Regions from separate parts of the Mus musculus genome. Here all the other regions are linked to region 2. Evidence: chromatin loops called from intact Hi-C (ENCODE). Cell type or tissue: heart. All regions are shown on one strand.

Region 1 (4,000 bases), 910 kb after region 2:
AGCCCTCAGTTGCCCTAGCATCTAATCCCTGTTCAATAAATCCGTGTTGACTCAGTGACATGCTGATTACTTTGCCTAGTTCTCTATGCTTTCCTACACATACTTTTTGAAGAGACCAACCTGGGCCTAGACCTCAGAAAGGCTCCTTAATGGCCTATGATTTTTAATATGTAGTACTTAAAAGGGTTTTATTCTGTGATCTAAATTGCAAGGCTCAAAGCAAGGCAGTTAAAGGAAGATGAAAAGAAGCCATAATTTGTATCCAAGATAGAGATGTTCTTTGTTGTCCTGCACCCACATCAGCTTCCGAGTTCTCATTGACTAGAGGTGAGTATCCATCACCATGGCAACAACCAAGGTACTCAGGCTACCCTACCCTAGATATGCCTGCAGCCTGCCTGGTTGGGTGTCCGAGTCCAGAGAGTTGATGGGAGACATAGTGGTCACAGTGGGTCCAGCATTGCTCCTAAGTCATGGCGCTTATCTCAGGGGCTCTGATTCCTTAAGAGAATAGGAGTTCGGGTCACTGTCCTGAAAGGCTGTGCCGTTTGTATATACTGGGCATCCCAAGCTCACTCTTTTAGGGTTCTGTTCCAGGGCCTGAGCTGTGAACTCTGGGTACCGAGTGAGTGAAAACCACCAGACTAACCACTTTGAAATGAACAGATACCAGATGCGCTTCGAGCCAGCCGCTTGGGAGTTTCATGAGAGAAACTAGAGCCAGGACCTCACATCAGAACACACATGACCCTCCAGAAACAGAAGAGATCCAAGGGAGACAGTTTAAGCTGCTGGCATGCAGGATCTGCACTCAGACAGAGAGACAAGAGGAACGTAGGGTCCAGAGGCGTTGTTGGGGATCCTGAGGGTGGAGCTTAGCATGCGGAGCGGGAGTGAGGGAGGTAGGAGGCTGTGTATCATCCATGCCATGAGGGCAGAATGGGGTGCATTGGTTCCGGGCTAAGGCAGAGGGGAAACGACAAGCAAACAAAGCTAATGTTAGAGAGCCACATGAGTGGGGAGCAAGTGTATCGGGTGCTACAGCGCCTCGCCTTGCTTATCCGAGCTGCCCAGGCTGTGGAGGCCCTGGATAGTCCTGGTAGCCTTTACTAAATTCGGACTCATACCTTGCAATCCCCCTTTCTTTCCCACTAGGACAGTGAAGGAGTGCTGTCTGGACCAGCTGCCTCACCCACTGGGATTACTGGGGGTCATGACTTTGAAGGGTACATATCCCACAAGCCAAGAGAGGACTTCTTTTCGAGTAGTTATTACATGCTGGGTCAACTGAGAACTTAAAATCAGGACTACATGTCTTTCAAGTCTGCGTGATGTTCTGGGTGGAAGAGCGGAAAGAGGTTGAGAGAGCCTCTTTTCCTTTAGTTGACTGCAAAATTTGAGGTCAAGGCCACTCCGAGGCTGCTCTTCTCCCACCTGAAGCTTTTTCAGGCACCTGAAGCAGCCAAGAGGCAGCAAAAGGCGAATGCGCCACCTGCTGGCCCTGGAGCGCAAGGTCGACACGGTCTGGCGCGCCACCTGGTGGCCATTTGAGATCTGGCATTCTGCTCCTAGTTTGGCCCAGCCAAGGTCCGACAAGGTTCCATGGTTAGCAGACTTGATAAAGCCAGCTCTGCAGTCTCTGGGATTCCTCCGGGACTGGATCTTTCGAGTTCTCACTATCTGTTTCCTCACCCTACCTCACTGGCTGTGCCATTTGAACGCATCTCTGGACTCACCCCAACTTAATCCTTTAGTTAAACAGTGTCAGGCTGCCAGACAGCTGAGCAGAGTGATGTCACAGCTTCTGGGCTAGTGTGGCTCCCACGCCATTGGTCCCAGTACAGGGGAAGCCAGGCGAAAGACACAGCAAGGTCTCCTACACTCCAGGGCCCAGGAACTTATGGGTGAGTTGAGACTCCTCATGGCTCCGACCGAGCAGTCTGAGAGAGACCCACTGAGCTCTCTGTATGTGGCAGACAGTGCAAAGCACACTGTGGTTTTACTCAGGTGGCTCCACGTTTAGACAGGGGACAGAGAACTAGAACCTCATTATATTCTGGTGACTGGATGTTGTGGGAATACGCAGGGGGCAAGAACACACACTTCTGGTAATCTGGGCCTTTGAGGAAACTACACAGAACTGAGCAGAGAGAGCAAGTCTTCAACCAAACCACAGGAGAAGGGACATGCTCTGAGAGAGCAGCCAATGGTCTGATCACCAACCCTGGCTGCAAAATTGCACCTATCAGAGATGCTTGAAAACACCCCCTGCCCAGACCAGTGGCCCCTGAGGGTGAGTGCTAAGGACTGAATGTGTCACCCAGAGTCAGGTTTTGAAACTAACTTCCAGTGGAGGCGAGGCTGTTGGAGGAGGTCAGAAGGGCAGAACACTCAGGACGGGATCAATGCCCCTATGAAACAAGGAAGCCACATGAGATCTCTGCATGTCCATCAACCAAGAGAGGGTATCCTCCAAGAACCTTACCATTCTGTTTGTAGACTTCATGCTCCAGACCCACGAGAGATGAATGTGTGACTAGGTCATTCAGGGGGCTGCTGTAGTGTGCAGCTGAACTGTCTCCCCACAGATTTGTGTGTCAAATGCTGGACCCACAGCTGATAGCTCTGTGCAGAGGTGACTGGATCCTAAGGCTCTGATTCCATCAATTAACCCATTGATGGGTTCATAGGTGAGTGTGTTTTAGTAGGTGATAAGTCCTGGTAGGAGACGTGAGTCACTGGGGGGAGGGGTGCCCTTGAAAGGAGTATCTTGTCCCTGATTCCTCTTCTCCCTCTTTCTCCTCTTCTCCCTCTTCCTCCCCTGTTTACCTCTTTCTGTCACATTATTCTGCTTCGTCACAATCCCAAAAACATGCAACCAAGAGACCACTAACTGTACCCTCTGAAACCATGACCCCAAGCAAACCTTTCCACCTTTTTGTCTTCTTAGGTACTTGTCATGGCAAAATAAAATATAAATACATAGTCTAGACTGATAAGACAGATAGTAGGGGTCAGGGCGCAACAGAAAGTGCTTGCAGCAAGAAGTGAAGCCATTGAGGAAAGGCTTGGCGTCGTGAATTCATATTCCTGAACCTGGAGAGGCTGTTTTCTGGAATACACACATAGAAATACATTGCTGCCTGTGGGTTGCATGACACAAGGGTAGGAAGTGAGGGGCAGGAAGACACACAGGTCCACATCTTCGGAGCCATGGAAAGTTTTGTTGCTAGCAGACTGGATAAGTGAACCAGCAAGGCAATTCGTCTATCTAATTTGCATAGTGTGCATTCCTGACAGCTTCCATGTCTGTTTTTGCCCCGAGAAGAACTTGGCAGGGCTGGGGTGTAGCTCGGTAGGTAAGGTGCCTGCCTAGCACACATGAAGCTCTGGGTTTGGTCCTCAGCGTGGAGTGAGCTAGGTGTAGTGGCAGACTCCCATGGCCCCAGCACTTTAGGAGGTAGAGGCAGAAGGTTCAAAAGTTCAGGGTCATTGTTGACTACGTGCCATATCCAAAGCTGCCATGGACTAGATGAGACCTTGTCTCAGAAATAACAGACAGCCAATGAGATGTCTCAGTGTGGGCCAAATTGATGGCCACCAAGCTTGACAGTCTAAGTTTGGTCACCAAAACCCACATGCTAGAAGAAGATGACCAACTTCACAGATTATCCTCTGCTACCTGCACCCCATACACACCCTGGCACATGTGCACATGCACACAGACAGACAGACAGATGGACGGACAGACATAGATGATAGATAACCAAGAAAGAAAGGTGGGAGTTACTGAGGAGTTCACACTACCTTTCATGAAGTCACTAATGCTCTGAGGATTCACTTGGTTCAGGTTTGCTTTGTGCCAATCTGGATAAATGCCCAGTGTTTGGTGGGTATCTGTAGAACCTCTAGGCAACCTCCTCCAGCCCCATGGCGAGCCCCTTGAAGGGCGAAGCTGTCAATGAATTTGGGTTTGCAGGGCTTTGCCACACCTTACCAG
Region 2 (4,000 bases):
GCAAGAGGGGGAGATGCTCAGACCCAGATTCCACATGCTGTGTAGACTCCAATTACCCAAGGACTTAGAGATCAAACAGCCCAACTGTGCTGCACAATGAAGGAGGAGGTCTTAATTTTACCGTGTGCTACACCCTTCCAGCCAGACTGTGAGAAACAATGCATTCCCTTTATGTTCTCCGGAGCACAGAACCTCCCTGAGATTGTCTTGTGTTATCTCAGCAACATCTCTCTAACGTGGACAGGAGGGAGACTTAAGGCGTCTGAAAGAACCGAGTGATTTCCTCTGGCCTGGAGTGAACATCCCGGCAACCAAAGACAGCTTTAGCAGAACGGCTCATTCCTACTTGGCCTGTGACGGAATAGGATATTAATGTTATTTATTTTTAGTTCCAGATCTGTATTTTAAGGTGTTTTATTGGTTTATGGGAAAATGGGTTTGCGTGAGCTGAGCTATGGTATAGGACTTGATGTATATAAAGCATGTATGAAAAAGCTTAGAAAATAGCATGGGCCAGATGTTAGAATATTGCAAGTTTTTGTTTTCTTTCTTTTCATGGTACAAACAAGGTTTTTGATGAATCATGGTACTGCCAAAAAAAAAAAAATCTAGAAAAAAATTCCTTTCAATTTTACCCACTGAGCCATCAACCAACCAGCCCTCCCTTTAAATTTTAACATGGAACAACATTTGGGAAATTGAATATTTAACATTGAGAAAAGCGGACATCTTTGAATTTCACTTGGTAGACATTTTAGCAGGCATGCCACAGTAGAAACACAAACCCACAGTTTTTATTTATTTTTATGAGCCAGTATTTTTTTTATTCTTTCAGTTTCCAGATAGTGGATTCAAAAATTTCAAACAGTATTCAAAAGGAGATAATGATTCTTAGAATTTTTTGACACAGGGGCTTCACTTGAGTAATAATCGGATACCCTACATCGACACTCTTCACAGACTTTGCTAAATATGAGCACTGGAGATGTCTCAAGTCGATCAGTGTTTCCATGGAAATAGATAACCCTTAGATAAGGCCTGAGAAACAGGGTTTGAGATGCTGTGAACCCCAGTCCCAGCACAGGAGAGAGATCAGAGTTCCGAAGACAAATGTGTATTTCTGTAGGATGAGTGTTTTCTCCGAAAGCATTAAGGGCGAGGACAATACTATCGTAGGGTTTTTAATCTTGGAAATAAGAGAGTAAATTACTTTGTACCTTATGCTTTTCAAGAGTGGTTAACCCAGCTTTGGAAGCAATGCTTCCTATTCCTAAAGGCAATAAGAACACTAGCTTAGAAAACTTGTGAATTACGGCTTCCCTGGCTGTGAGTTCCTAAGCTATTTATCTTAATTTTAGTTATCTTCTCTCATTCCAGTACTGCACTACATCCACACACATTTAATGATGTTTGTGAAATTCATAGCTAACTGTCTTGTATCACTTGGGGCTGCCTGGACATTACTTTTTGCTAATACTTTCTGCAAGAAGAACTCTCAAAGTCTGCACTCTACTTTGGACTTTTAACAAGAATAAACCTACAGAGCTGTATTTCTATCACTCCTTTCTGACTAAATCAATATTTGACTGGAATAGCCCCCATGAAAAGTCTGATTATTGAATATTGTGAAATCCACATCACTGTCCACAGCCGAGAGCAGTCCTCCTGCCCGTGGGTAAGAATTAAGATGTCGCAGGCAGGAATCAACACAGGATACTGGATTAAGTGAAGCTTTTTTCCCCCGTGTGTTAGAGCAAGTTTTATGAGTTAGAGAAGTCGCTGCCAGGCCGTGGTTTCTACACACAGGAGTAGTCTCTGCTGGGAAAAAGGGTTACAAAAGTCACCCGGCTTACCTTGCTTGTCACCACAACTCTGCAGGCGCGAGTGTCTCCAGTCCCACAACAGTTTAACTCACATGGATCCAGGAAGAAACCATTTCTCTGACCGATTACATCTTGGTTGCTCCCAAGGATACAGGGCTTTTGGGAAACACTGTGCATGCGTTCTTCGGTGGTTCCTCTCAATTTAAAGGCTGAAAGATGGGCAAGTGTCCAGTGGCTGCCCGACGACCGGGACAGGAATTCGCAACAGTAAGGCTTGTTCAGAAAGGGTTTCCCGTGACACAGCACAGTTTCACAGCAGCCACTAGATGGCGCATGAGAACCACTTGTGTCAGGCACCAACGCAAATGATCAGGTCTGTTCACAGCGAACCAAAAAAGTCCGAAAACAATCCTTCCCAAACTACTTTTCTAATAGGTTATTATCACCATCTCAGTGTTTACACGAAACCTAAATGGTCTTGATTTGTTTGGTGACTGTAGGGGAATCCTCCACAGAATATCCCGGTCAGATTGTAAACGTGGCATTTTAAATCTTTATTAAGTCAGAAAAGGGAATTGAGACAGACAGGAGCAACTAAATCTACCTATTTAGTACTGAACTTCAACAAAAGTTTTCTAAGTGTCTACTGGGTGGGAATGTTACTTAAGCTTCTTAAATGGTAAAAGAACATTCTATTACCCGGAAGAAAAATAAAAACCAAAATAACAACAACAAAAACAAAACAAACAAACAAACAAAAAAACCCAAAGTACCAGCAGCAAAAACGGTACCATCAATTTCACATTGTACAGAATGTCAAAGATATGTTAGACCTACACATAGCTCTGGGACTTCAGTAGTTGAATTTAAATTTTTTTTTCTATTTATTTATTTGAACGTGTGTGAGCTCATGTCCTACTGTGAAGGTCAGAGGGCAACTTGAAGGAGTCTGCTTCTCTTTCCACCATGTAAGTCTTGGGGATTGACATCATGTCCTGAGGTTTGGTGGCAAGTGTGTTTACAGTGAGCCAGCCATCTTGCCAGTTCATCATTTCTTGATGTAGAACAAATATGAATGTCAGGGACAAAAACCAAAGCAAAACCAAACCAAACCACAACTGCAACAACAAACCCCCTATAATCTCAGGACTTAGCTTATAATTTTTTTCCCTCTTAGAGCCAAGGATAACTCTCTTTGCCTTAGTAAATGTAAACTCCTATACAGAAAATACTGAAAGAGACAAAGTTACAGTGGAAGCAGTTTTTGTTTTTCTTTTGTGTTTGTTGTCATCAAATATAAAATTATGACACTTCTAAACCCACCTTCTGATAAACATTAATAGTAACAGATCTTATAGAAATATTCAGAGGGGAAAATCCTCAAGAAAACATCTTCAAGTTGATTTTGAAAGTTCTGAAGATGACTCAAAAGTCTCTGAAATATGTTTACTAGAAAGTCAGTGGCTTAAAACAAACAAACTAGGGGCAGCTTTTCTCTTTCACCCTCCTTAAAGTAGGTGTGATATTTCTTCTGAGGCAACCTGGAGCCCAGAGTAAAGACTGCTCTCATTTTTAGATCACTGGTTGTTTGTTTGAACTGAAGAATTAGTTGCATTTCAAAATAAGGACATGCCTAATGAAATGATTAAAACACACAGAGCATTAAATTATAAGCAGATGGGAGAGAAGTGGGTAGGGGGGTGGCCTTGCTGGGGACCTGAGTCCAGGGGAGCTGGCAGCTTTGGGGATTCCTATAGCAGACAGTTGCTTAAGCAACAGAGAGCAGAAAAACTACCTTGGAAGGCAAATCTCTCTCTCTCTCTCTCTCTCTCTCTCTCTCTCTCTTTCTCTCTTTCTCTCTCTCTCTCTCTCTCTCTCTCTCTCTCTCTCTCTCTCTCTCTCTCTCAGATATCTATGCAACAAGGCCCCTGAGGGGATAGCCATTATTAATACATAGAAGGACTTGGAGAAGCGGGACCAGGAGCTGCTTCAGGGGTGAAGAGCTGAATCCAGAGGTCCCGTGTAGGAGTGAATTAAGCAGAGTCTGGGATTCTGATCTTCATCTTTGGAAGAAAGAAACCCTAACTGTTGCTTAGCTCCAGTTATTTGTGAAATACCTTCTTTTCTGAAACTTACCATTTAGCATGCTACTCTGTATATTTAGAAGGTAGGGGCTT
Region 3 (4,000 bases), 200 kb after region 2:
ATGTGAAACCTTTGAAATGCAGTTTATAAAACTAGGCTTAAATTGGATGTCAAAACACTTATTTTGTTTCTCTACAAGTTTCAGGTGTCATATTATTTCTCTCTAGAGATGCTGGTGAAATTCCACCACTGACTGCTCCAATGTACTCTTTACAAATCCCTGAAAATATTTTTTCTTTAGAGTTGACAACTGCCCGCTCTGGGATCCAGATGCTATGTGCACAGTGAGATGATTTTGTTCTGCTTTGCACACATGGCCTTTTCAAACACTGTCTCCCCGGGATGGAAACTCAGCTCTCCCCGGGATGGAAACTCAGCTTGTATAACAGAAGTTCTAAAACTTGCCCGATAATAATAAACCCAATACCTTACAGTTTATGACCATTTTAAGTTGGATAAAGCACATTCCTATCTATCATATTTATTCTCAAAATTAGTCCCATAAAGGGAGAAAAGCATTTAGTCAGTCAACAGATTGGTTAGCATGTCTGTTTAATGCTTAGTTCTCTAAAGTCCTTCAGGGATGTCTAATCTTTTGACATTGCTTGGAGAGCTGTTGTCTGTCTGCAAAGTTCTCCCTGAAGAAAAGCACAATGCAGTTAAATACTCTCATAGCATTTAAGGTTGGGTTTGGCCTCATTCATAGCTATTGTTGGCCGCAGGTTGGATGTGCTGCCAGGAAGTGCAGTCCAAAGAGCTTCAGAATTTTCCTAGGCAGACATGGACAGAAATAAAGTCAACAGAGGTAGTATGCATCTCCTGAGACTGAAAAGCAGAGACAGTACTCCTGTCCTCTCTGGCCATGAAGTTGGGGTTTGGATTCCTGGAGGACTTGACAGTGAGCGCTCAGGGAATGCTTTTGACTTGGACGCCATACACACAACTTAGAAAGGGGGAAAAAAGACTAAATAGTTCCGTAGAATTATGGTGGCAGGCATGGGGGCCTGGTCTTCTGACGCCATCCCAAAGCGTCTATGATCTTTATTAAGCAAGGGAATCTTTATTAAGCAAGAGAATCTTTATTAAGCTTTGGAATCTATCTGCATCCTTTGCTTTTGGTCTGTGCTCAGGAGGAGGTCCCTTTAGTCAGTTGAAGGTTTCCTCTTCAAGACGATGGAGAACGGTTGGACGAAGTCTGAACTGTCACTCAAGAAGAACTACCACCATTAAAGGACACCAGCGCCCAGCTAGGACTGAACACACAGCTGGAACAGATTTCTGCCTTCCAAGATGGAAACCGGTTCTCTCCCAATAGCGGGCGGTGTATAGGGCCCAGTGCCGCCTCCCAGAACCCCTTGTCGGCCTCTGCGGGCTCACAGTTCCCCAGCCCGCTGCAACCGACAGGTTGGAACCTCAGCACCCACCGTCCAGCGCGCGCATCCCAGCCTCCGCGTCCCGCACCGCGCGCCCCGTCGTCAAGGCAACCAGGGAGGCGCTGACCCCCAACCCCGCCCGGCCCCGCCCCTCGCGCAGCCCCACTCAACATGGAGACGGCCAACCCGGAAGTGGCGCGGCCGCCGCGCGCCGGGCGCTAGGAGCCGCGGGTTGCTGGCCAGGCCTCACCCGGTGACACCGCCCGGCCTCGGTTTGCCACCCGCGCTCCGCGTCCCTCCGACACCGGTCCAGGTCGGCCGCTTCCGCCCCGCTCGCCCAGGCCTGCGCCACTCTTGGGGGGGAGGAGCCGAGGCGAGGCCGCGCGGGCGGGCGGAGGGAGCCAGGCCCCACGGCCGTCGACGGTTCGTATCAGCCGGGTCGGAGGAGGAGCCGGGCCGCGCGGGGCGGAGGCCGGGCCCTAGGGGCGCAGGTTTCAGGATAGCGGCGAAGCGGGGCGCGGGGCTGCGCGCGGAGGCCCGGAAGGCGCGGAGGTGATGTGGGCCCCTGTGCTTCTACGGAAGAAAGGGACCCCAGCAGCGGCGGCGGCCTCCCTACCGGTCCTCCTGACAGCAGCCCTTAGGGACCTCGCGGCAGCCCTGACTGCCCAGCTCACTGAAGTGCTCTTAAGGATGCAGTGATCAGGGTACGGGGCTCTCCCCGCGGGAGGGGCTCTGCCTGCGCTTCTGAACTCTGCGCAGAGAAAACAAAACAACAACAACAAAAAACAAAACCGAAAAACAAAACAAAACAAAAAACCCAGAATGATGCTGTCTGAGCAAGCCCAAAAGTGGTTTCCAACCCACGTGCAGGTCACAGTGCTCCAAGCTAAAGATCTGAAGCCAAAAGGCAAAAGTGGTACCAATGACACATACACCATAATTCAGTTGGGCAAAGAGAAGTATTCTACATCTGTAGCAGAGAAAACCCTGGAGCCGGTCTGGAAGGAGGAGGCCTCCTTTGAGCTGCCTGGGTTGCTCATGCAGGGTAGTCCGGAGAAATACATTCTTTTTCTTATAGTGATGCACAGGTCCCTGGTGGGACTGGATAAGTTTTTAGGGCAGGTGGCAATCAATCTCAATGACATCTTTGAGGACAAACAAAGAAGGAAAACAGAGTAAGTTATATAATTTATTTTGAATTTTGGGTACTTAAAGATATATGGATTTACTGTTCTTGAACATAGTATATTTGAGGCATTGGTCTTTGGGATTGAAATAGGATCCAGTATTAAGCACTTCTCTTTGCATGACTTTGAAGGGAAATAGCCTTTACTCTGATTTTTTTTTTAATGGAGTGATTAGTAAACCATTTTTTTTTCTCATTTCTGTGTGAGGTTAAGAGCTCTTAGTGGAATATTTTGCACTGGGTTTTAATACTTTTTATAAGAGGCCTAGAGCATGAACTAGAAAACCAGAAAATTAAATATATGCGTACCATTAGGTCTATGTTTGTTGAGCACTGTTAAAAAAATAAATTACTAGTAAAGGGTGTCAAAAGATAAGTTACTAGGTTTAGAACTCTTTATTTCAGCATTGGAAACAGTTGGCCTTATTTTTGCTCCACCAGTTTTCAGGGTCAGTACTTCTTGATAGGGTAGAAAGTTGTTAAAAGAACAAAAGTTTTGGAAGTCTGCACAGACATCTTCAGTCTTGAGCCCACTGACATTTTCCCTTTGAATTTACAGTATAGTGGAGCTATTGTTTACTGAAGAATTAGTTCAGCAAAGCTGTTGTGTAAGATCAGAGACAGTGATTACAGTCTTGTGATGCAGTGATTTAATGACTTCTTCGATGAAAACATGGCTTTTGAAATTGAACTTTCTAGCCTAAGTTAGATATACTTAATTTAAGAAATCAAAATTCAAATCAACACTAGGATGTTATGTGCTAAGTTGAAACAAGTAGCATCTTTGGAAAGGTAGGTCTGCTGTCCTGCTTTTAGCTTACATGCTTGTACACGCTTACCTTACACGCAGAGCTTGTAATGGGCCTGAAGGCTCATTGAGATGGCTGGAGTTTGTGAAAAGAGGGCTGAGGGAACTCATCAGAGGACTGCACTTTTCCCAAGTAGCTTAAAAAAAAAAAAGAACAAAACCCAGTCCTGATGCATGTTCATCTACCTACCCTTTAGAGCACTATTTTTGCAATGATAACTTTAAGCTCACATTAATTTCTTACAAGTATAGTGATCTTTTATCTGTCTTTATTTCCTTTGTAAAACCTGCCAGCAAACTTCATTTAATAAGAATTGTTTTTGTTTTGAATAAAGTCTTTACCTAAGATTTAGTGTATGTAAGAAAAAATACTAGAAATGCAAGAAGAAAAAAAATAGGTAAATATTCAATGAGGATGGGGGGAGGAGAAGAAGTTTAAGTTGTATATTTAATGATTTTTAAATTTCCTGATACTTAATAGCATGTTATTTCTTCTGAGGGATTCTTCATCAGATTTAAAATGAAAAAATGAATAATAACCAAATAATTTGTCCCAAATTGTCACTATGAAATGATCTAGTGTATACCCTTTAAAGTGTTTTGACTGTGAGGTTTTGAGCATCTACAGTTTCAAAATTTTTTGCCGTGCTTTAAAAAGTGCTTTTAATATTAATGGTAATATACTGCAGACCAC
Region 4 (4,000 bases), 170 kb before region 2:
GGTGGTTTTCTTTTTAAATTCTTACATGGTGTGTGTGTGTGTGTGTGTGTGTGTGTGTGTGTGTGTGTGTGTGTGTGTGTGGTATGTGTGTATGGTGTGTGGTGTGTGGTGTGGTGTGTGTGTGTGTGTGTGTGTGTGTGTGTGTGTATGAGTGTGTGCATAGAAGCTAGAATATATATTGATAGCCCAAAGCTGGAATTGCAGACAGTTGTGAGCTTCTTGTGATGTGGGTGCTGGGAACTGATCTTAAATGCTGAGCCAGCTCTGCAACCCTGGGCCATGTTTGCTTTATTACATCTTTATTCTCTCTGCTTATTCTAGGGTCCATAGGCACTGAGTAGGCACATTTTAAATGTTTATTAAGTGCCTGAATGGACAAGTGAATGGTTCTTTAATGTGTGTCTAATGGGCTGAAGCCATTTATCTACTAACCTTCCCTTACAGTCCTGCAAGAAGAAATCAACAACTCCTGCCAAGCCAGCTATTTCCTTGGGAGTCATCAGATAAAGTGTGTGATCGATTGCATGCTTCAGACTTTTGCTGCCAGAGGAGGTAAAGAAGGTATTTCTCTAAGTAATCTCCCACTGAAAGTTATATTTCTTTCCTTGGAAATGTGCCCATTCTTAATTTAGAAGCTGGAGATTTCATCCCATTGGAGTAAATGTTAAAACTCTGGGTGAAACAAAACAAAACAGAAAGATCTGTTCTCCTTTCTACCATGCCATACTGTGAGCATTAATTTTGGATCATTCCTATAATACTCCCCACCATTTGTGAATATTTTCAATGTGCAAAGCACTCACTCATGTGTGTTAATGGGTTAAATCCTTGCAACTGTGGAGGCAAACACTGTTGTAGCTGCAAGGGAGAAACACAGACATAAAGAAGTTATTTAACTTGTTTAAGCTATTGCCCAGTCAATTGCTGCCAGAGAAGGCTTTGCACTCAGGCAGTATGGCTCTGTGGTCTTACTGAGAATAATATTTTAGTGCTGTCTGGATGTTTCGAGAAGCAACTTCTTTGGGTAGTATAGTTTTTTCCCTGTTGCCAGGTCAATTGCACCAAGGCAAGGGTCTATAACAGCAGTTTAGTGTCTGAAATGGAAGCGTTAAAATATTTTTGTGAGTTTCACTCAAATTATTTCCAATTTGTTTTCAAAGTAATTATGCCTGAAGATGAGGCAGAAAAAAAATAAGCTGGTGTTGGACCAGTATACGCAGACAAGAAAAGTGCATTTATTAAGTCGTTGGGGAAAAATATTTTTGTTTTTTGTTTGTTTTTTTCAGGTTCTGGAGCTCAGTGTGTAGCTGGACTGACATCAAAACCACAACAAAAACTTCTTGCCTCTCAAGTACGAAGATTGAATGTATGATCATAACATAACATAACAAAGCAAAATAAAACAAAACCTCAAAACCTCAAACATCAGAATTTTTCTGATTGTTAATTTAATGTCTGTTATTTGAAAATCTGTGGATATTTGGAAACCTTGTGGCTCTGTTTGAACTGCTTGGTAAGAATTCCTCCCTCTGTCCAGCAGAGGGCAGGCGAGGTAACAAAATCTAGCTGGGTTAAGCTTGCACTGCCTAGGTAAGAGGCAGCTATGAGCTCTTCAAAACCACAGGCTGAAGATGCTGGATTGCAGGCCCAGGAAAGAATAATAAAAATTCCTCTTTGCACTAGAAGAAAAGTAGGCAAGAAAGAGTTCTTGACAGAAGGACTCGACGCTTCTCTGTCAAAGTTTGGATCTTGAGTGTATGAGGGAACTTGGGGCTGAAGTGTTAAATGTGAAATGGGAACTGTTTCTTCCCTGGAGTTTTGGCAAAGACCATTTTCATTTAAAAAAATGAACAGGGATGAGCAGAAAGCAGGGGAGAGGATCAAACCAGTAAGAAATCAGTGTTTCAATGGGAGGGACCCAGGGGGAAGTTGAAACTCTTCAGCAATAATCTGAAGTTATTTTGAAAGAAATTTTATTTTTAATTTGTTTTGTCATTATTTTCACCCTGGTAGTAGTAAGATCAAGTTAGTTACTGAATCTCATCCTTCTCTGTGATTTTTTTTTTTTTTTTTGGATCTGTGACCAACGTTCAAATGTCTGTTTTTACATTGTCACTATCTATGCTTTTGCTCTGTGGTACTCTAGTGTCGGGTCTCTGAATTCATGACGTGTTTTCACAGAAAGACTTCTTCCAAACCATTGATCCTGTGCTGTGGTTATGCGGTGTTGTTATGTGCGAACTCTTTTGAACTTGAAGTTATTTTGAAAACATGTGGTGTGAGTGCTATAACGCAAGACAAAACTTGAATTTTAAGCTGTTCTGACACTCTCTCAAGGCTGCTTCGTGAAAGCCATGACTACACAGACAGACTGGCTGTTGGACAGCTTAGTTCTGTGGCATCCACTCTCCCTCCAGAATGTTCCTCAGAAGGTATTGTGGATAACACTGAGCACAAGTCTTCAGAATGTGGTAGTGAGACCACAGAACAATTTCATATATTTTATTTGCAGTTGAACAATGTAGCCTGGGTTCCTCATTTGGACAATGACATGTTGACCCTAACAATAACAAATGGATAAAAGCTGCTCTAGGCTGGAACTAACTTCAGAGCAGTAATAATAGCCAGGTTATCAGCACTGTATGGTTGTACCAGAATTACCAGAAGCTTTCTCAGCACCGGTGGGTGAAAGACCTACTCTTAAAACAGACAGACTATTGGATGGGTCACAGGGCCCCCAATGGAGGAGCTAGAGAAATTACCCAAGGAGCTAAAGGGAACTGCAACCCTATAGGTGGAACAACAATATGAACTAACCAGTACCCCAGAGCTCTTGTCTCTAGCTGCATATGTATCAAAAGATGGCCTAGTGGGCCATCACTGCAAAGAGAGGCCCATTGGACTTGCAAACTTTATATGCCCCAGTACAGGGGAACGCCAGGGCCAAAAAGGGGGAGTGGGTGGGTAGGGGACTGGGGGTGGGTGGGTATGGGGGACCTTTGGGATAGCATTGAATATGTAAACGAGGAAAATACCTAATTAAAAAAAAACAGACAGAATGGAATCTCATATTTGACAATTAAAATTCCCCAATCCTCTGATAGTCTGGCTTCCTGTTTCCTCACCAAGACAGGTGAGTTCCTCATCTAGAACTTGCTATCATGAGCTCTCACCAGAAAGGATCCAGCCAAGTTCCAATCTATCCTTCAAAGGCACAATTCTGTTCTGTGCAGAAAAATAGAAGTAGCAGCTAGAAACTTCAATCAGTGCTTTTGGACCCCAAAACTATGACAGTGCCACACCGGTGTCATTAAAGCTAACTAACCATATTAAACGAATATTAAAATATGGGCTCCTTTGCATACCATAATGAGCCAAGCTGCTTTTAAGTTTCTCCCCGTGCTTTGAGGTGAGGTGACATTTACATTCCCAAACTTTGAAGTCGGAACAAAATGCACAGGTAGAGGGTACTAGATCAAATAGTAATCAACTTCAAAAAGCATGTTGGCTGTTGGATGTCCCTGGGCTAATTTCCTCTAGACATTTTAAATGTAAATGTCTAAACTCATTTAAAAATGGTAAATTGGTCTAGGTTCAATCAAAAAGCATCCTGACGCAGAACGGGGAGACCAGGCTAATTGTCATTTGTTTGTCAAATGAATTCCATTTGGAAAGCAATGAAACCTCCAAGCCAATTCTTTTAAGGTGAGCTGGTAGTTGTATTATCAGTTAAATGCAGTAAAAATGCATAATCATAGGATGATAATGGGAGCTGAACTAGTGTTAGCACTGGCTGCCACAGGGCATGGAGCGATGCAACCTAAGTGCTGTAATGCTGCCTTGCCCACAATGGTACCAAGTCTGGTCTTTAGCCTTACAGACACTTTCTTTGCATTAAAAAAAAAAACTTTATCAAAGCACCATGGCAATATAGAAAATGTCAAAGTGAAATGCACTGTAGGCAAATTGAGATTTCATTAAGTTTAAATTTATTGCTTTT
Region 5 (4,000 bases), 730 kb after region 2:
CCCACCTCTTGTCCCACCCAGGTAGATGAAGCCAGGTTTGAGACTCTATATGATTCCAAAACATGGCCCATTAATAATTACAGACTGTCTCCCTAATAACTATCAAATGGTAACAATGGCCACAGAGGGCACTTCCACTCCAGCCTTGGAGCTCTCTGGAGCACACTAAGGCAAGCTTCCAAGCTGAAGGGCAAAGCCAGTATCTAGTGTCTCACAGTGGCCAGGATCCTGGCTCTGGGATCCTCTAGGACCAAGCCCACCTCAGGGAGAGCAGGTTTCAGTAACTGTCCCTTCTCAGCTCACTGCTTAATAAAATCATTGCTCCTACAGCAGGACAGAAGACACGGGGGAATATCTACAGAGAACGTGACGTCCCAGAAAGATTACCGAAGGTCGTTGCTGTCCTGCTGGGAGCAAGGAAAAGTGAGAACAAGACTGACCAGCTGGAGAGTTGACACTGGCCACAAAAGGCCATGGAACGATTGAGCTAGAGGTCAACTGTGGCCTGTAAGGGCAGACAGCACTAGATTCTGAAGACAGTGTGATAAACAAAGTCGTAAGTGGCTTGACCATTCACCAGACCTTAGAACGAGAGTCTGAAGATGCCACATGAGATAAAGACCAAGAATGGTCCACACTGAGTACTTTGACCACCTGTTCTAAGTTTCTTGTCGATTCGTTTATTTATCTAGAGACAGGGCCTCGCTCTGTAGCCCGGCGGCATCTTTATGTGAATAGTGTTGTCTGAGCACAGACACTGGCTAACAGCGGAGGAAGGTGAGAGTCCTGGGGCCCACAGAGGGCAGTCTACAAATCAAAACAAACAAGCAAAAAACCTGCAAATGGTTGCCTTTGTGACAGGGTGCAGGGATGAGTTCTCCCAGGTACAGACTAGGAATGAAGCTTTGGTTTCTTTTGTAGAGGATGACCTTGAATTTGACTCCTCCTACCCCTAAGGGCCTGGGTTACAAACACACACCATCATACTCAGACTCTGAAACAGAGGAAGGAAAAAGAAAAGCCTTTGAGTGGACCTGACACTCACCAAGAAGTGAAGTCCTAAGGTCCGTTCTCGCACGCTCTCCTCAAGCAGGCTGCAGGTGTCAGGCTCTCTGTGAGAACTTGGGAAGTTCCCATCCACTCTCTAGCACTCAGGTTCTCCATGTGTCAGAGGCTGAGCTAGACTACACACTCTCTCAATTGTGCGGGATCCATAGTGACTCCTCTCAGTAGATGACTCCTTCTCACGTGACTGTGGGTGAGCTGCACAGATAGCGAGGTCTTTTGGTGAGGGGAAACCTCTCTCACGCCACCTTTAAACAATGGTTCTCTATCTTCCTAATGCATCAACCCTTTAATACAGCTCCTCATGTTATGATGACCCCCCCAATCATAAAATTATCTTTCTGCTGTCATGAATCATAGTGTAAATATTTTTTGGAAATAGAGGTTTAACAAAGAGGCCTCGACCTACAGGTTGAGAACTACTGCATTCAGAGTTAGTCATTCTGGAAATTCATGGGAAAATGCCACTGACATGCCGTGTGTGTGTGTGTGTGTGTGTGTGTGTGTGTGTGTGTGTGTGTGTGTGTCACACAAGAAGCACTCAATAAATGCTGGCTTGGTTCATCATCTAAGCGGTAATTCTGGCCAGCTGACTGGCCAGTTCTGGGTCAACAGATTCGAGTGTTTGAGCAATGCCTACTTTGAAGCCCCACCCCAACTCCCAACCAGACACACTCAAATGCTGAATTTGATCTAAGGTGGCTTCACCTTGAACTTGGTTTTTGAAGGTTTAGTTACTGATGCAACTCAATTCCCTGATTGAATGGGTAACAGAAACACCCGGAAAGAAGGCCGACTGACCCGGGGTGGGTGTCGGCCTGGTTCTTGTAATGTCATCCGCTGGAGTCTAGTCAGAATAAGACTAGAGACTTTACACGTCAGGGTTAGGGACTTAAGTTCTTTCCCTAGATAGTAGCCAGTAGAGGACACTTTCTGTCCTTTGGAGGAGTGACACAGATCCTCTCTGCTGGCCTTCTCCACCCCCTCCTCCTACCGTGGGAGACTGGCTGACCTTGTTTCTATTCAACAGTTTCTCAAATTTTTACACCTGAATTTTGGTAAACAACCTCCTGTGCCATGGATAGGGGCCTTATCGGCTCCCCAGAGGCCTCCTACACCAAACCCTTTTGTTAGGGGGAAAAGCCTGCCTTAGAAGTAAGTGGGGCGGGAGTTCACTCCTCCCAGCATCGTTATCTTGCTGAGAGACTCTTGAGTTCAAAGCGCCGCCGCTCGGCTGTCTCTGGCGTTCCTCGGCTGCCCTCTTCTGGGAAGTCCTGGTATGACGTGATCTCTTGGCTGGCAAGCTAACTCACAAGGGATGAGACTCGCTCGGGTAGTCACTCAAGAAATATTTATTGAAAAGAAATTGCGCATGCGTCATAGTCCTGGGCACTTGGGATTCATCACTGAACAAAACAGAATCCCGATCTGCATGGTGGTTGTGCAAAATGAGCAGCGGGTGAAAAAAAAATCAAACGTAATACATGACGGGGGCGGGGGGGGGGTGGCTGGAAATAGTGGGTGAAAAAACGAAGCAAGTTATAATTTGCTTTTCAGCGACAGCTTCGTGAAGAAGGTGGTTTTCAACCAAAGACTTAAAGAAAGCAAGAAGCTTCGTTTTGGAAGTAAGCGTGTAAAATGACAGGAAGATGGCCAGTGGGCAAAATGCTTGCTGGGCGTCTAGTTAGGCTGTGATGAAACACTGTGACCAAAAGCAAGTTGGGGAGGAAAGGGCTTGTTTGGCTTAGAAATCCTAAATCAGTCTGCCCCACCTGGGGATCCATCCCATATACAGTCACCAAATGCAGACACAGTTGTGGATGCCAAGAAGTGCTTGCTGACAGGAGCCTGATACAGCTGTCTCCTGAGAGACAAATACAAAGGCAGATAGATACTCGCAGTCAACCATTGGACTGAGCACGGAGTCCCCAATGGAGGAGTTAGAGAAAGGACTGAAGGAGCTGAAGGGGTTTGCAACCCCATAGGAAGAACAACAATATTAACCAACCAGGACCCCTCTACCCCCCACCCACGGCTCCTAGGGACTAAACCACCAATCAAAGAGTACCCATGACTCCAGCCGCAATTGTAGCAGAGGATGGTCTTGTCGAGCATCAATGGGAGGAGAGGCCCTTGGTCCTGTGAAGGCTCGATGTCCCAGTGTAGGGGAATGGGTGTGTGTGTGTGCAGGAGTGGGTGGGTGGGTGAGTGGGGGAGCACCCTCATAGAAGCAGGGGAAGGGGAATGGGGTAGGGGGATTCCAGGGGGTGGGAAAGGGCATAACATTTGAAATGTAAATTTAAAAAATCCCCCCAAAGAAAGAAAGAAAGAATGAAGAAAGAAAGAAGAAAGAAAGAAAGAAAGAAAGAAAGAAAGAAAGAAAGAAAGAAAGAAAGAAAGAAAGAAAGAAAGAAAGAAAGAAAGAAAGGAAGGAAGGAAGGAAGGAAGGAAGGAAGGAAGGAAGGAAGGAAGAAAGAAAGAAAGGAAGGAAGGAAGGAAGGAAGAAAGAAAGAGAAAGATAGAAAGATCCTAAATCAGCTCACTGAGGGAAGTCAAGAACTCAGAGAGAACAGGAACCTGGAGTCAGGAACGAGCTGATGAAGAGGCCATGGAGGGGTGCTGCTTAATGGCTTGCTCCCCCTGGCTTGCTCAGCCTGCTTTTTTTTATAGAATCCAGGACCACTGGAGCTACCTTCGATGGTATGTGTTAGCATTCTAAGTTCTGCCCCGCACTTACCTGGTTGTCTCAGTATGTGTCCTCCCTGACCAATCACTAATTAAGAAACTGTCCTACAGCCTCGCCTACAGCCTGATCTATGGAGGCATTCTCTCATTTGAGATTCTCTCCTCTTAAATGACTCTAGCCTGTATCGGGTGGACAAAAGTAACCAGCTCACTGTATAAGTACGGGGACCTGGGTTTGATTCCAGAGAGC
Region 6 (4,000 bases), 400 kb after region 2:
AAACACAGACATAGAGAAACACACAGGTATATACACACACAGATGCACAGAGACACACAAACAGACACACATGCACATACACACACAGCCACACATGCACACAGCCACACAGACACACACACACACACACACACACACACACACACACACACATGCACATACACACACAGCCACACATGCACACAGCCACACACACACACACACACACACACACACACACACACACACACACACACACACACACTATGCTCCAGGTCCCGCCTTTCGTTATCTTGAACACCAACATTCAATGCTCTTTGCAGCTCTTAAGACTCAGGATGAAGTCAGGGACCACAGTGGCATCAGCCTTATTGTTTGCTAAGTGTTCACTCTGCATCCGCTGACACAGAATTTGCACTGACCAAGGCTCTCCCACACAGTGAAGATTGAGAAACACTACTTTAGAGACTCCAAATACCAGGCTGCTCAAAGTCAAAAGATAGCACATGTCATGCCACATGATTACCAGAGACCAGGGGAGATCATTTCACTATTTTGACTTCACCACAGTGACTCTGACTCTGAGGAGAAATGATTCTTTCCCAGATCACTGGAGATTGGAATCAGTATCATTGGGGAAAGGCCAGGGAGGGGAAGACTGAGTGAAAAAAACAAGAGGCAGCATAGCTTTGCTCTGTTCTACTCCCAGTGTGTACTCTGTCTCCCTTCTCTGACATGATTGGCAACCATCACAATTGAAGTCTTCTCTACTCTCTTGCACCCAGAACCCATGGTTGATACCACCATTCCAATTGTGAACACACACTTCTGTTGCTATAAGAAAGAGAAGGTATTCCTTAATAGATGATGAACACACGGTAAAGGGATGCCTATTTGCGGTCCAAGACTAAAAAGTATTACGCTTTTTTTAAAGTCATCTAATTTTTGATCTGTGTTTTATAAATAACTCATACACTTGGGATACAGCTAATATTATTTACAACCCACCGCACTAAAACACAAAGGCCTATAAGCTGCTTATCATGTGAACATCAACCAAGGGTTTGCACGCCGCCTCTCCTGGCTGTGTACAGTTTCTTTTTCACCACATTTGGTGTTTCTTTGAACACTTCATGGGTACAGCTCAAAAGATTCCAATGTGGCATTTCCTTTGATGGCTATTGTGCTCCATGGGAGCCGCAAATCAAATCACCTTGTTACCAAATGATATTTCGCAGGAGAGGTTTCTCGGAGCTTATTTGCAAAATAGATAATAAGCCCACAGTCATTTCGAATGGAAACAAATCAAAGATGCAGTCTTAGTAAGTTTACACTATACTCGGTTGTTTGTAAGATAAGATTTGGGTACCTCTTAGCAGAGAGAGATTGGCTGGAAAGTAATTTACCAGCTGGACAAGCCAGACTCCTCTCAAGTCTTTTAAACGTGTATTTTAAATGACATCCTTTCCAGGATGGCTCTCTACCTGTGTTTAAAGGCCCACTTGCTGGGAATGTTTGAAGGGTCTCTGTTAGAAACTCTCCAGAAAGCTTTCCTCCATCCCACTAGGAGCCCGATCCCTGTCTGTGGTAGCTGACAAGGGGAAGAGTTCTGAATTGTTGAAATACTGAGCCCTCAACAGTTCTTTCCAACCTCAGTCAGAAGTCTTTCGGGGGCAGTTCAGAAGATGTGCACACCCAAAGGGAGCCTAAATTTGAGAAGTCATTCCTTCAGAACTATGTGGCTTCACTCAGTTAAGGGGGCATGGGTACAGGAAACAGCAAGAATTCTCCTCCTCCTCCTCCTCCTCTTCTTCCTTTTTCTTCTTCTTCTCCCTCTTTTGACTGCCTTGGTCTATCTATATGCAGCACAATGAAGATTAAGTAGGGGCCACCAGGAATTCTTAAATTTAAAATATAAGCTATACACTAGCTTTACAAGTTTAAAGATTTATTTATTTTATGTGTATGAGTGTTTTGCTCATTTGCATGGACATGCTCATATGCATGCAGCCTCATTCATGGCTGGTGTCCTGGAAGGCCAGAAGAAAGCATGAGCTCTCCTGAAACTGGAGTTCCAGTGCCCTCTTCTGACCTGCAAGTGCACCGGGCACACATGTAGCACGTATACATATGTGCAGACAAAACTAAAGATGCAAATAGTTGTGAGTCAGCATGTGGATTCTGGGAACTAAACCTACGGTCCCCCTGAAAGAGCCACAACCGCTCCTAACTGCTGAGCCATCTCTGCAGCCGCCTCTACACTATTTTAAGAAACTGTAGACAGTTGGTACATGGAGATGTTTAAGAAACTGTCCCTAAAGAGGCATCACTTCATCCGTGACATTACATTTCCAATTAGTCTTCCTGAGGGCTGCAGGAGGCTTCGGTTCTGCTAAATATGTCTGCATCTCCAAAGGGAGGGATGTGTGTGTCATACATTCTGGTTCTTTCTGTCTCTGACACCAGATAAGTGATCTGTGGAGGATGGATGGATAGATTGGTGGGTGGATGGATACGGTTGTTAATTCTTCAATCATGTCTAAATTGTGGGAAGATACATATGAAATGAGATGAAGGGCTTATTGTTCAAGACTGAATTTCTTTCTATTTATTATCACAGTTGCCTACACAAACTAGTCAGGGCCCAAAAAAGGAAAAATAAGAAAAGTTTATGGGTCGTCATAGAACTATGAAGTAAAAAGAAGTTAAACCTGGTTCAGACAGGGCTGGGTCAGAATATTGGAAGGCTATCCCTGGGGTGTCCATTGCTCACTCTTTTCTTGCCTTGTCTCTGTTTCTGTCTAGGTTGTCTTCAGTCTCAAAGAGGATCAGGGTTGCATGGTCCTTCCAGTGCTCTCTCCTGCTCTCTTTTTGCTTTCATCCCTTATTTCCACCCCAGAGAACAGTCCCCTTAGAAGTATGTGCAGCATTTTTTAAAATAATGTCTCAGCATAAACTCATGGATAATATGCTGTAAAAAGATTATTTTAAAGTGCATTTGACAATGTTCCTGTCATGAAGGAGAGATTTTTATCTCCAACACCCTTAACTATAATTTCACACTGTTAACCGAACTTTAGAGAAATGGTATCTTGGTGACAGCTGAAGTGCAGGGTGCCTAAGAAAACTTGCCTAAGTCCACCCAGCTGCTCAGTGCAGAGCTGGGTTACAAACTGAGGGAGGTCATCCCACAGAGACAGAGCCATGAACAGTTCTGACCTTTCGGTACATTTGGGAGAATAATAGTGGCTTCCTACAGGGTTACGAGGAGTCTATGTATTCATGCACAAAAAGTCCTTATAAAAGTGTGTGACACACAGTAGCATTTAATAAATACCAAGCGTTCTATGCTCTTGCGAGTCCCTGGGCCGGAGTTCTAGGCAAGATGTGAAAGAGGAAAACCAGAGTCTAATTAATTGAGTGTTCTAGTTAGTAGGTTTCTGGCTCACTGATAGTAGACTATATTGAGTTGGCCGATGTCAAACATTCCTCTGTCAGAGTGCATTCAGCACGTGTTTAGGCAGCCTGGCCAAACCTCACTGAGCAGGCTCTCTCCGTGGGACCGACTTCTGCAGCCAATCAGAAACTCGGATTTTTTTTTCCTCCAGCTGAGGATAATTTTAAGTCTGTTATGGAAACTGTGTGAATACCATGCAATAGAATTCCAAATGCTTTACTTTGTAGGGGGAAAAAAAGCACTAGAAAATAAGCATGTAACTTCTTAGGGGGAAAAAAATTCTGATGTCAAAAGAATGCAGAACACTTAAACTTTGGATTCATAGCAGTGCCCCGGGCTCATATCCCTCCTCTTTTTTTCCAGCTTCAGCCCAGATGTTGGCATGGAGAATGGACACCTGACCATCTGCCTGCATAGGAACTTACTCCATATCTGGCAACTTACACAGTCACAGCTAACATTGTGCCCCCTGACAGTCTCCCATATCTCCCCACCACCAGGGCTTGTCTGTTGCGACCATGTATTTGTTCTATGAATGATGAATTCATTCCCGAGATGAGGACC
Region 7 (4,000 bases), 72 kb after region 2:
AACCTGGAGTTGTCAGTGGCAAAAAGAGAAGGGAAAGATTATTCTTGTTAAAAATGGCAACCAGTGAGTGCTGAAGGAAGGGTGGACTGGGGAGGGTGTCCACAGCATTCCTGTGTGGTTGAACAGTCCCTTTAACCACCAAAGTAAAGACAGAATAGGCGTGAGTCTGTGTGTCTACATTTGGAGTGCTAGGATGATAGCTCAGTGCAAGAACACTTGCACTGAGTTTGATTCTAGTGTCACAAGCACTAATTAAGCAAACCATGTATCTACTAGGATTTTATGCAAGCATTTCTAGGTTTTCCTGATAATAGAGACTTGAAGCTCATTCTGTACCTTAGCTGCACATATCTTTTGTGCCCACCAGGCTCCATGTCCAGTAGTGTGCAGGCATAAGTAGTTTAACTGTATTTAATTTTTTTCTTATTCATTGAGAGTTTCATGCTTGCGTTTAACACATCTTGATTATGTCTTCATCTCTGACTCCTCAAGCCCTCCATCCTCCTCTCAAATTCATGTCCCCGTCTTTTAGTTTCTGTTTTTTTTTGTTTGTTTGTTTTTCGAGATAGGGTCTCTCTGTATAGCCCTGGCTGTCCTGGAACTCACTTTGTAGACCAGGCTGGCCTCTAACTCAGAAATCTGCCTGCCTCTGCCTCCTGAGTGCTGTGATTAAAGGCATGTGCCACCACACCCGGCTGGCTTCTAGTCTCTTAAATATGTCACCTGCTGGGTCCAGTTAATGTTGCACACATGCACATATGCACATGGGTCTGGAGTTGATCCGGTGTCCATTCTCCAACAACTCTTGACTGTACTCTTTCACAACAAGCCTCTGGGGTGCCTCTGGATCTTAGAGTTTTTCTAAACCCCTCTTCTACCATGGTCCCTGAGCATGAGGGAAGTGGCTTTGTTGTTGATGTCTCATTTGGAGATGGACACTCCATAGACCCCCATTCTTTGCCCTTTGACCTGTTGTGGATCTCTGCAATGACCTTAGTGTTTTCAGAAAGAAGTTTCTCCAGCTAGGGCTGAGAGCTGTAGGAATGCGCTCAGTGTGAGGGTGTCAGGATAACTACTTAGAAGGCAGAAGGATGGTGTATCAATTTATCAAAATGGTAGTTTAATTATGCATCTACTGTTGCAATTTTGAAATATATTTCATGCTGAAATAAATTATTCATATCTGCCTGTGCATACTTTGTTTCTTTCCTCTGGATAAATATTGAGAAACAGGATGCCTAACTCAAAAGACAGTTTTAGTATCCATTTTCCAGTTTTCGTGCAGATTTCCCAGAAATGACTGATACCTCCCTCTGCAGCAAGTGCTTATGACTTGTGATTTATTTATAGTAGCCATCGGGCTAATTGCTATCCATTGGGCACTTGCACCTTGCCCCACTGCACATAGAGGAGTCTTCCCATGGTCCCCATCAGCAACTTTTCAATGCTGCCAATATTTTTCCATACAAACAAAGCACCCCGAGGCTCCAGGGGCCCAGTCATTCAGAATTACAATAGGGAACAAAGTGTGCTGGAATGTGAAGTCATTTCCTCCACTCTCTGGAGCCCATTCTCTTTTTACTTGGCTGAGCAACCTCTCACATGGTGGTGGAAGCAGGGCCTCATTTCCTGTGACTTGGTGTCTCTCCATGTTTAATTTTCACAAATGACAACTCACCCTTTACTCAAGGGAAGGGAGTGACCTGCTCTCTCATCCTGCTTGGATCTTATTTCCTGTAAACTTGGCTGGGTCCATCTCTGCCTCCCTACTCCAACAGTGCATATGCAAATACACATGTGTACTTTCACTCCATGGGAGCACATGTATGTGCAACCACACATCTTATACTTCCGAGTCTAATCCAAAACCACATGTTTTTGTCTCTTCCATACCATTATCTTAGGAAAGGCCCTAGTTCTTCAAAGCAAACTTACGTTTAGTTATCTGCTTAGTCTAGTAATATAATATCTTGATACCAATATTTCAACATGACTATCAACAACCTTGCATCATGTTAAATTCCCTGCTGCTATTTTATGTTCTTAGCCTTTCTACAACTGCGGGTATATGTTCAAAACTTATATTCTTTATTTCTGCCTGATATGTTATCAATTTTGTACACAGTTTTGTCACTTTGTTTCCATATATATTTAAATTTAGTATTGTTTCCATTTTTCCTTAACTTTACGTTTAAACACATAAGGCATAAACATTATTCAAAATTGAAAACAATGATGAATAGAAGTCTTATTTCTTTTTCCCTTTTAGTTTTTATCACTTGACTCTCATAAATAGGCACTTTTATTGTGTTGCCTTTTCATTTGGGAGGTTGGAGGAAATTTTATTTCTCCTTCTGTCTTGCCTGTGATACTTTACACACACGCTTCATTAAGTATAGTTTTGCTTTCTCAGTTTGCACTCTTTTCCCCTACAGCATACACCCCAACTCTATCATCCATCAGTTTGTGTAAAAAGCCTCATCCTTTAATCTTTCCTCCTCTCCCAGTTATGTGTTTGTTCTTACACATTACATTTAAAGCTCTCTTATTTGAAGTTTATTTTGTGCATTGTGTGAGGACAAAGAAGATTGCAAATTAGCTTTAAGACTATTAGTTGCGGGCTGGTAAGATGGCTCAGTGGGTAAGAGCACCTGACTGCTTTTCCGAAGGTCCAAAGTTCAAATCCCAGCAACCACATGGTGGCTCACAACCACCCGTAATGAGATCTGACTCCCTCTTCTGGAATGTCTGAAGACAGCTACAGTGTACTTACATGTAATAAATAAGTAAATCTTTAAAAAAAAAAAGACTATTAGTTGCTTGGCTTGTGGTTTCTTTTTGGAAATTTCTAGAACATGTGACTTCTAAAATACAAGTACTATTAGCCACACTGATGGCAACATTGTCTGAGAACCTTAGTCTGGGTGTCTTGCTACTAAACTGGCCCATACAGCAGAGCAATGTTTGGAATCCTCAGTCTGCATTAGTCTTGGAAGGAAGGTGTGGGTCTGGGCTACTCGAATCACAAGTGCACGGGGATTTCTTCAAGAGTTGCTGTTAGGGCTGAACTGAGGTTCAGTTGGCAGAATGTTTGCTTAAGATGCATAAGCTATGCTTATTGATTCTAAGCATATGGATTCCATAGCATAAAGGTGGCATAGTAGCAAGCACCTGTAACTCCAGGCCTTGGGAGTTGGTAGCAAGAGGATCAGGGGCTCAAGGCTATCCTTGGCTATACAAGTTTGAAGTCAGTTGAGGCTCATGAGAATCTGCCTAAAAACAAAAATAAATAGAGAGAGAAAGAAAAAAGCAAGAAAGCAAGAAAGAAGGAAGGAAGGAAGGAAAGGAAGAAGGAAAGACAAGTAATTTCTTTTGGAAAGAATGGGTGGGAGATCCAGCTAGCAGGGATGAATGGTAGAAATACTCTCTAGCAAGCAAATGAAACAGGTAACAGAGGAGTCAGCGATGAGGAAAGAGTGAATGACCAGGGTTGCCTTCTGAGGACAGCTGTTCTCTCCATCAAAGGCCAGAGCGAAAGAGCTTCGTGGCTACAAAAAGAAGCTCCCATAAAGGACCAGAATGCTAAAGATTAGAGTTGGGCTGGAAGCATCAGTAGAGGTATGCCAGGGCAGGAAGTGGGAGTGGGTTGGTTGGGGAGCAGGGGGAGGGTATAGGGGACTTTCAGAGAGGAAACTAGGAAAGAGGATAGTATTTGAAATGTAAATGAAGAAAATATCTAATAAAACATATTTTAAAGATTAAAAAAAAGCCACCTTAGAGAAGGTAGAGCTGGTGGTCATAGTTTGTTGCTGCCTGCCAGGAGAACTCATATTCACACACATTCTATAGTCTGCACCAAGTGCTTTGGATTTAGCTCAGCATGGAATGTGAGCTGTGTTCTTCAAATTCAGAGGTGGAAGAAGAAACTCAGCCATCTCAGAGAGTTTTATGGATAAGCCCCAAGAGCATTAAAGAATGTATTGCATAGAAACAAACACAA

Evidence for each region. A loop is a pair of places that touch in the nucleus more often than their neighbours do. Peaks named below come from ENCODE experiments on the same cell type or tissue, not always from the same donor. Only the 100,000 strongest peaks of a DNase experiment are listed, where the experiment ranks them.
Region 1: a loop joins it to region 2, with 3 times the contacts of the local background. A loop is called at or near these places in 4 of 42 quality-filtered maps.
Region 3: it touches region 2 in a loop (4-fold over the local background); 11 of 42 quality-filtered maps call a loop at or near these places.
Region 4: it touches region 2 in a loop (3-fold over the local background); 13 of 42 quality-filtered maps call a loop at or near these places.
Region 5: it touches region 2 in a loop (3-fold over the local background); 14 of 42 quality-filtered maps call a loop at or near these places.
Region 6: a loop joins it to region 2, with 9 times the contacts of the local background. A loop is called at or near these places in 27 of 42 quality-filtered maps.
Region 7: a loop joins it to region 2, with 2.3 times the contacts of the local background. A loop is called at or near these places in 3 of 42 quality-filtered maps.

The regions. Positions count from the first base shown.
Region 1 is chr19:59,237,175-59,241,174 of GRCm38, reverse strand. Kcnk18 (potassium channel, subfamily K, member 18) reads right to left here. Exons shown (of 3, transcript NM_207261.3): 3 at 3,805-4,000. Among named protein-coding and RNA genes, the nearest start is that of Kcnk18, 20 kb to the right of the region's middle. In heart, no CTCF peak of the experiment used is centred here; a DNase peak (open chromatin) is centred at 1,544; H3K27me3 peaks cover 2,145 bases.
Region 2 is chr19:60,142,689-60,146,688 of GRCm38, reverse strand. It overlaps E330013P04Rik (RIKEN cDNA E330013P04 gene), which reads right to left and starts at 2,014. Exons shown (of 5, transcript NR_026942.1): 1 at 1,854-2,014. In heart, a CTCF peak has its summit at 2,146 (motif pointing right); a DNase peak (open chromatin) is centred at 2,128; H3K4me3 peaks cover 540 bases; H3K27me3 peaks cover 1,339 bases.
Region 3 is chr19:59,941,135-59,945,134 of GRCm38, reverse strand. It overlaps Rab11fip2 (RAB11 family interacting protein 2 (class I)), which reads left to right and starts at 1,771. Exons shown (of 6, transcript NM_001033172.3): 1 at 1,771-2,487. The coding sequence starts at 2,135. In heart, a CTCF peak has its summit at 1,815; a DNase peak (open chromatin) is centred at 1,654; H3K4me3 peaks cover 1,840 bases; H3K27ac peaks cover 1,341 bases.
Region 4 is chr19:60,308,337-60,312,336 of GRCm38, reverse strand. Gm41882 (a long non-coding RNA gene) reads left to right here. Exons shown (of 3, transcript XR_877977.1): 2 at 445-552; 3 at 1,287-1,490. Among named protein-coding and RNA genes, the nearest start is that of Gm41882, 15 kb to the left of the region's middle. In heart, a CTCF peak has its summit at 1,523 (motif pointing right); no DNase peak of the experiment used is centred here.
Region 5 is chr19:59,416,545-59,420,544 of GRCm38, reverse strand. No RefSeq gene overlaps it. Among named protein-coding and RNA genes, the nearest start is that of Gm33756, 29 kb to the right of the region's middle. In heart, a CTCF peak has its summit at 2,327 (motif pointing left); a DNase peak (open chromatin) is centred at 2,324; H3K27me3 peaks cover 2,956 bases.
Region 6 is chr19:59,738,247-59,742,246 of GRCm38, reverse strand. No RefSeq gene overlaps it. Among named protein-coding and RNA genes, the nearest start is that of Gm41878, 33 kb to the right of the region's middle. In heart, no CTCF peak of the experiment used is centred here; no DNase peak of the experiment used is centred here.
Region 7 is chr19:60,071,096-60,075,095 of GRCm38, reverse strand. It overlaps the pseudogene Csf1r-ps. Among named protein-coding and RNA genes, the nearest start is that of Gm41880, 23 kb to the right of the region's middle. In heart, no CTCF peak of the experiment used is centred here; a DNase peak (open chromatin) is centred at 1,555.